Linked DNA regions of Homo sapiens: region 2 is linked to region 1. The links are chromatin loops, found by intact Hi-C in ENCODE. Cell type or tissue: mesothelial cell of epicardium. All regions are shown on one strand.

What was found. Peaks named below come from ENCODE experiments on the same cell type or tissue, not always from the same donor. Only the 100,000 strongest peaks of a DNase experiment are listed, where the experiment ranks them.
Region 2: it touches region 1 in a loop (18-fold over the local background); 1 of 110 quality-filtered maps calls a loop at or near these places.

Annotation. Positions count from the first base shown.
Region 1 is chr11:96,415,542-96,419,541 of GRCh38, reverse strand. No RefSeq gene overlaps it. Among named protein-coding and RNA genes, the nearest start is that of JRKL, 28 kb to the right of the region's middle. In mesothelial cell of epicardium, no CTCF peak of the experiment used is centred here; no DNase peak of the experiment used is centred here.
Region 2 is chr11:95,902,645-95,906,644 of GRCh38, reverse strand. The region is part of intron 1 of MTMR2 (myotubularin related protein 2); the gene reads left to right. Among named protein-coding and RNA genes, the nearest start is that of MTMR2, 19 kb to the left of the region's middle. In mesothelial cell of epicardium, no CTCF peak of the experiment used is centred here; a DNase peak (open chromatin) is centred at 2,167.

The DNA of each region.
Region 1 (4,000 bases):
TTTTGGCACCTTTATCAAAAATGATTGCTCTGTAGATGTATGCATTTGTTTTTTGGTCCTCAATTCTATTCCATTGGTCTATGTGTCTGTTTTTATGCCAGTACCACGCTGTTTTGGTTACTATAGCTCTGTAGAATAATTTGAAGTCAAGTAATGTGAGTTGTATGAACATTTTAACAATTTTGATTCTTCTAGTCTATTAAAATGAATATCTTTCTATTTTGTGTGTGTGTCGTCTTCAATTTCTTGCATCAATGTTTTATACTTTTCTTTGTAGCTGTATTAGTCCATTCTCACACTGCTATGAAGAAATACCCCCAACTGGGTAATTTATAAAGGAAAGAGGTTTAATTGACTCACAGTTCCACATTGCTGGGGAGGCCTCAGAAAACTTACAATCATGGTGGAAGACAAAGGATAAGCAGGCACCTTCTTTACAGGGAAGCAGGACGGAGTAAGTACAAGCAGGGGAAATGCCAGGCGCTTATAAAACCATCAGATCTTGTGAGACTCACTCACTATCACAAAAACAGTGTAGGGGAAACCACCCCCATCATCCAATTACCTCCACCTGGTCCTGCCCTTGACATGTGGGAATTATGGGGATTACAATTCAAGGTGAGATGTGGGTGAGCACACAGAGCCAGACCATATCTGTAGTGATTTTTCACTTCTTTGGTTAAGTTAATTCCTGTGTATTTTTTTGTAGTACTGTAAATGGTACTACTTTCTTTTTTTCTTTTTCAGCTTGTTCACTGTTGGCATATAGAAATACTACTGATTTTGGTATGTTGAGTTTGTATCCTGCAACTTGATTGAATTTGTTTATCAGTTCTAATAGGTTTTTGGTCAAGTCTTTAGGTTTTTCCAAATATAAGATCACATCATCTGGAAACAAGGATAATTTTACTGTTTCCTTTACAATTTGGATGTCATTTATTTCTTTCCCATGTCTGACTACTCTACCGCGGACTTCCAGTTGAATTACAGTGGTAAACGTGGGCATCCTTGTCATGTTCCAGATCTTAGCAGAAAGTCTTTCAGTTTTCCCTCAGTCAGTATAATATTAGCTGCGGGTCTGTCATAGCTTTTATTACTTTGTGGTACAGTCCTTATATACCCAGTTTTTGAGGCTTTTTATCATTAATGGATGTTGAATTTAATCAAACGCTTTCTCAGTATCAGTTGAAATGATCACATGGTTTTTGTCCTTCATTCTGTTATATGCTGTATCACATTGATTGTTTTGTGTATGTTGAACCATCTTTGCATCCCTGGGATAAATCTCCCTTGGTCATGATTAATGGTCTTTTTAACTGGTGATCTTTTTAGTTGCTGAATTCAGTTTGCTGGTATCTTGTTGAGGATTTTTGCATCAATGTTCATCAGGGATATTGGCTTGTAGTTTTCTTTTTTTGATGTATCTTTGTTTGGTTTCAATACAGGGTAATATGAGCTTCATATAATGAGTTCAAAAGTATTCCCTTATCTATTTTTTTGGAATAGTTTGGTGGGATTAGTATTACTTCTTCTTTAAATGTTTGGTATTATTCAGCAGTGAAGCCTTTGGGTCCCAGAATTTTCTTTGCTGGGAGATTTGTTTAAATTACAGCTTCAATCTCATGACTTGTTATTTGACTATTCAAGTGGTACATCTTCTTGGTTCAATCTTGGTGGGTTGTATGTATCTAGGAATTTGTTCATTTCTTCTAGGATTTCCAATTTATTCGCATATATTTGCTCATAGTGGCCATAATGATCCTTTGAATTTCTGCAGTATCAGTTGTAATGTATCCCTTTTCAGCTCTGATTGTATTTATTTGGGTTGTCTCTCTTTCTTAGTTAAACTAAAGGTTTGTCTATTTTGTTTATCTTTTCAGAAAACCAACTTTTTGTTTGCTAATCCTTTGTATTGCTTTGTTCCCATTTCATTTATTTCCGCTCTGACCTATTATTATTTTTCTTCTACTAACTTTGGGTTTTGTTTGCTCTTGCTTTTCTAGTTCGTTAAGATGAATCATTAGGTTATTAAAGTTTTTCTTCCTTTTGATGTAACCATTTACAGCTATAAACTTGCCTCTTAGTACTGCTTTCACTATATCTCATAGTTTTGAGTATGTCATGTTTCCATTTTCATTTCTTTGAAGAAAATTTTCAGTTTTCTTCTCAATCTCTTCACTGACCCACTGGTCATTCAGGAACATATTATATTCCATGTGTTTATATAGTTTTCAAAATTAGTCTTGTTACTGATTTCTAGTTTTATTCCATGTAGTCAGAGAAGACACTTGATATTAGTTCAATTTTTTGAATTTTTTTTTCCCCCGAGACAGAGTTTTGCTCTGTCCCCCAGGCTAGAGTGCAGTGGCGCAATCTCCGCTCACTGCAAGCTCCACCTCCCGGGTTCACGCCATTCTCCTGCCTCAGCCTCCCAAGTAGCTGGGACTACAGGAGCCCGCCACCACACCCGGCTAATTTTTTGTATTTTTAGTAGAGACAGGGTTTCACCGTGTTAGCCAGGATGGTCTCGATCTCCTGACCTCGTGATCCACCCGCCTCCGCCTCCCAAAGTGCTGGGATTACAGGCGTGAGCCACCGCGCCCAGCCTTTGAATATTTTAAGACTTGTTCTGTGGCCTAACATATGGTTTATCATTGACATTGATCCATGTGCTGAGGAGAACAATGTGTATTCTGCAGCCGTTGAATAAAATGTTCTGTAAGTATCTATTAGGTCCATTCGGTCTATACTGCAGATTAAGTCTGATGTTTCTTTGTTGATTTTCTGTCTGGAAGATCTATTATTGTAGTGGGGTCTATCTCCTGCTTTAGCTTTAAAAATATTTGCTTTATATATTTGGGTGCTCCAGTGTTGGGTGTATATAATACTTATGATTGTTACATCCTATTGCTGAATATGCCACTTTATCATTATATAATAATAACACTGTCTCTTTTTTTTTTTTTTTTTTTTTTTTGAGACAGTCTTGCTCTGTCGCTCAGGCTGGAGTGCAGTGGTGCGATCTCAGCTCACTGTAAGCTCCACCTCCCGGGTTCACACCATTCTCCTGCCTCAGCCTCCTGAGCAGCTGGGACTATAGGCGCCTGCCACCACGCCCAGCTAATTTTTTGTATTTTTAGTAGAGACGGGGTCTCACCGTGTTAGCCAGGATGGTCTCGATCTCCTGACCAACACTGTCTCTTTTTATAGTTTTTGTCCTGAAATCTATTTTGTCTAAGTATAGCTACTCCTGCTCTTTTTTGGTTTCCATTGGCATGGAATATCTTTTTTCATCCCCTTATTTTTAGTCTACATGTGTCCTTATAAATCAAGTGCATTTCTTGTAGGCAAGAGATCATTGGGTCTTGTTTTTTCATCTATTCAGCCACTCTATGTCTTTTTGTTTGGAGAGTTTAGTCCATATATATTCAATGTTATTATTGATAAGTAAGAACTTACTACTGCCGTTCTGTTATTTGTTTTATGGTTGTTTTGTAGTCTTCTCTTCCTCCTTTCCTTCCTTTCTGTCTTACTTTTAGTGAAGGTGATTTTCTCTAGTAGTATGTTTTAATTTCTTGCTTTTTATTTTTTTCTGTATCCATTGTATGTTCTTAGATTTGAGGTTATCATAAGGCTTGCAAATAATCCTATAACCTATTATTTTAAACTGATGACAACCAAACACTGATTGCATAAACAAACAAGCAAAAATAAAACGAATAAAAATGCTATATTTTAACTTTTTTCCAACTTTTAAATTTTTGTTTTTATTTATCTTATTACACTATGTCTTAAAAATTGTACTTATTTTTTATCACTTCATCTTTTGTCTTTCTACATACAATATGAGTTTACACACCATGATAAGTGTTATAATATTATGATTTTTCTGTACTTAACTATTACTAGTGAGTTTTGTGCCTTCAGATGATTTTTTATTGCTCATTAACATCTTTTTCTTCCAGATTAAAGAAATCCCTTTAGCATTTCTTGTAGCACA
Region 2 (4,000 bases), 510 kb after region 1:
GTTTTATGGCTGATTGTGTTGTCGATTTTAGAGTATGTGCCATGTGCATATGAGAAGAATGTTGTTTTTGGGTGGAGAGTTCTGTAGATGAATGTAAAGTCTGTTTGATCAAGTGTTGAGTTTAGCTCTTGAATATCTTCGTTAGTTTCTTGCCTCAATGATCTAATATTGTCAGTGGGGTGTTGAAGTCTCTCACTATTATTGTGTGGTTATCTAAGTCTCTTTGTAGGTCTCTAAGAACTTGTTTTATGAACCTAGGTGAGCTCCTGTGTTGGATGCATATATATTTAGGATAGTTGAGTCTTCTTGTTGAATTGAATCCTTTACCCATTTTATAATGGGTATAATAATATAATGCCCTTCTTTGTCTCATTTGATCATTGTTGGTTTAAAGTCTGTTTTGTTTGTTTGTTTGTTTTTGAGACAGAGTCTCGCTGTATTGCCTAGGCTGGAGTGTAATGGCACTATCTCGGCTCACTGCAACCTCTGCCTCCTGGGTTCAAGGGATTCTCGTGCCTCAGCCTCCTGAATAACTAAGATTACAGGCGTGTGCCACCACACCTGGCTAACTTTTGTATTTTTAGTGGAGACAAGGTTTTGCCATGTTGGCCTGGCTGGTCTCAAACTCCTGGCTTCAAGTGATCCACCTGCCTCAGCCTCCGGAAGTGCTGGTATTACAGGCGGAACCACGATGCCTGGCCAAGTCTGTTTCATCTGAAATTAGGATAGCAAACCATAGTTTTTTTTTTTGTTTTCCATTTGCTTGGTAGGTTTTTCTCTATCCCTTTACTTTGAGCCTATATATTATCTCCTTATTTTAGTGTGAATATATCTGGCCTACTATTTTTATTGCTGTTGTTTTTAATATAGTGGATATGTTGTAAATGCTGATCTCTAAAAGAGTTCTGATTTTAGTTTAGAAAGATTTCTTGGTAAACAAATATTTATTGAGTCTGTGTATTTCACCAAACTAGAAAACATAAATTTGCTTGAAAACATTAGCAAAGAACCAGTTTTTAATAGGTATGAATTAAAGATGAATGTGCTGAGGGAGGCGTATATCCAGGAAGAGTGGGAATAATCTAGAAAGTCTTCCTGAGAAAATTACTTTTGTTTCTTAGCCCCGTACATATTTGTTTTTTGCTCTAAATTTATGTCTTATGCATTTTAACAGTAACTTCATTTTCTGCATTTTAGCACTGTTGTCAATTACAGGATGCCGGTCCCCTTTCCCCAGCCTGCATTTTTGTTTTTAAGCAGTGGTATGTGTTGTGTTGTGTGTGTGTGTGTGTGTGTGTGTGTGTGTGTGTGTGCGCAGGTGCGTGCGTGTGTGTGTAAGAATATCACACTTTAGACGGTATTTTCACATCAGAGAACTGTGAGGCTGGATGAGATCATTAAGGAGAGGAGGAGTACGTAGAGAAGATAAGTTCAAGGGCAGAGTGAGTTTAGGGGCACTCCAGTGTTATGAGGTTAAGGAGGTGAGATGGAACCATTACAGGAGACCTGAGAGGATTGGCTAGGGAATAGGAGAAAAACCGTAAGAGTATAGAGTTCTGGAAGTCAAGTGTGGAAAGTGTTTCAAGGAGGAAGGTGTGATCAACTATGTTAAATGCTGCTGATAGATGAGGAGGAAGTATTAACAGGTTTAGCAAAGTGGAGATTATTGATGACCTTGACAAAAGCATTTTTGTTGGTGTGGTGGAGGCAAAGGCCTGACTGAAGTGGATTTAGGAAAGAATGAGAAGTGAGGAATTGGAAGCACTGCATATATATTACCGGAAAGGGGTCCTGATCCAGACCCCAAGAGAGGGTTCTTAGATCTTGCTCAAGAAAGAATTCGGGGTGAGTCCATAGAGTAAAGTGAAAGCAAGTTTATTAAGTAAAGGAATAAAGAATAGCTACCTACTCCATAGGCAGAGCAGCCCCAAGGGCTGTGGCTTGCCCATTTTTATGGTTATTTCTTGATTATATACTAAACAAGGGGTGGATTATTCATGATTGCCATGGTACTTGAGGGAGTGTAGCAGTAAGGACAACCAAAGGTCACCTCCGTCACTATCTTGGTTTTGGTGGGATTTGGCTGGCTTCTTTACCGCATGCTGTTTTATCAGCAAGGTCTTTAAGACCCCTGTCTTGTGCCGACCTCTTATCTCATCCTGTGATTTAGAATGCCTTAATCTCCTGGGAATGCAGCCCAGCAGGTTTCAGCCTTATTTTACCCAGCCCCTATTCAAGATGGAGTTGCTCTGGTTCAAACACCTCTGACATATAGACATCTCTTTCAGTGAATTTTGCTATAAAGAAGCTCAGAGAAATGAAGCACTATTTGGAGGGATTAAGATGAGAGAAATAATACTTTGTTTCTATGCTGATTAGCGAGATTGAGTAGAGAGGGAAAATTTTATGATGCAGTAACTGGAGGAGAGAATTGCTGGAGAGATTTTCTTGTGTAAACAAGAGGAGATAGAGTTTAATGAGGGATTTTGTTTGTTTGTTTTTTGTTTTTTTAAGATGGACTCTTGCTCTGTCACCCAGGCTGGAGTACAGTGGTCTTGGCAAGATCAAGTGCAGTGATCTTGGCCCACTGCAACCTCCACCTCCCGGGTTCAAGTGATTCTCCTGCCTCAGCCTCCTGAGTAGCTGGGACTACAGTCGTGTGCCACCACGCCTGGCTAATTTTTTTGTATTTTTAGTAGAGACGAGGTTTCACCATCTTAGCCAGGGTAGTGTCAATCTCCTGACCTCGTGATCCGCCTGCCTCAGCCTTTTAATGTGCTAGGATTACAGGCATGAGCCACCATGCCTGGCCTAATGAGGGGTATTTAATGGCAATATGGATGATTTCTCCATAGTAAGAGAAAGCAAGGCAGAATATATGTGCACAGTGCACACAGGTTATAGTTGGAGAGCTTGTGGAAAATCTGTGTTTGGTTCTGTATTTTTGAGTGAAACAGGAAGTTAGAGCATCTAGGAAATTCAGGGTGGAGAGGATGATACAGGGTGAAGAAAGCAAAGAAAATATGAAATAGTAATCTAGCAGAATGAGAGAGTGTATGAACTAGAGAAATGTTGTGTAATATCTAGGCAGTATTAAGGGTCTAGTTGAGGTAAGCGGCCATGAATTCAAAATGAGTCCACGCTCTGTGGTGGTGTTTTTTTTCTGTCAACTCGTTCAACTGTGTGGGTATGGTCTGGAATAGTCAGAAAGTTGGCTTTAAGCAGCTTTCCGTGTTGACAAGTAAGTACTATGAAGTAAGCAAGGGCAAGGGAACGACTGTAATAACAGGCATGGAGTTTTAAAAGCTGGGAAAAGCGAGAAGTGAGAACATGAAATAGGTACTCTGGAGTGTAGTAGGAACAGTGGAGGTTTTGGTGAAATTGAACAATTCGAAGTGTTGGTTGGGGGTACTAGAGAAAAAGAGCTGATGGTCAGACAGTAGAGTGTTTGAAATTTAAATTAGGGAGTGATTGCAGTTAATTGGTAATGCCAGTCCGGAGGATATGATCATTGAGGTGAATGGCTGAGGTAGAATGGAAGACAAGATCATTGCGGAAGAGGAATTCGATTAACTGAATGGCCAAGGTGTTTAAATGCTCATTTATGTAAATTGGAATCAGTAAGAATTACAGCAGTTGGCAGCACTGGAAAGAATTATGGTAAGCCTGAAGCTAAAGTCTTAAGGAGTGAGAGAGAGTGACTTAGAGACAGGCAAATGATGTCAACAAAGAGGGTGGTACATGCTGTAGTCTGATGGCATGAGGTTGAATACTTGGGGTTTTTAGAGACAGAGAGGTAGAAGAATCTGAAAGTGGCAGTGAGGGACAAGGCCCAGTTTTCAGGCCTAGTGGTGGGAGAGGAATATTGGAGAGAAAATAAAAGGGCTTATTTTTCTGTCTGAGAAGGCTGTTGGGGAACAGTGTCCTCAGGTAAAAACTAGGCTTTAGTAAGCATAAAAGGTAAAAAGACCCTTTAAGAAGAGCTAGAGATAAAGGTCAT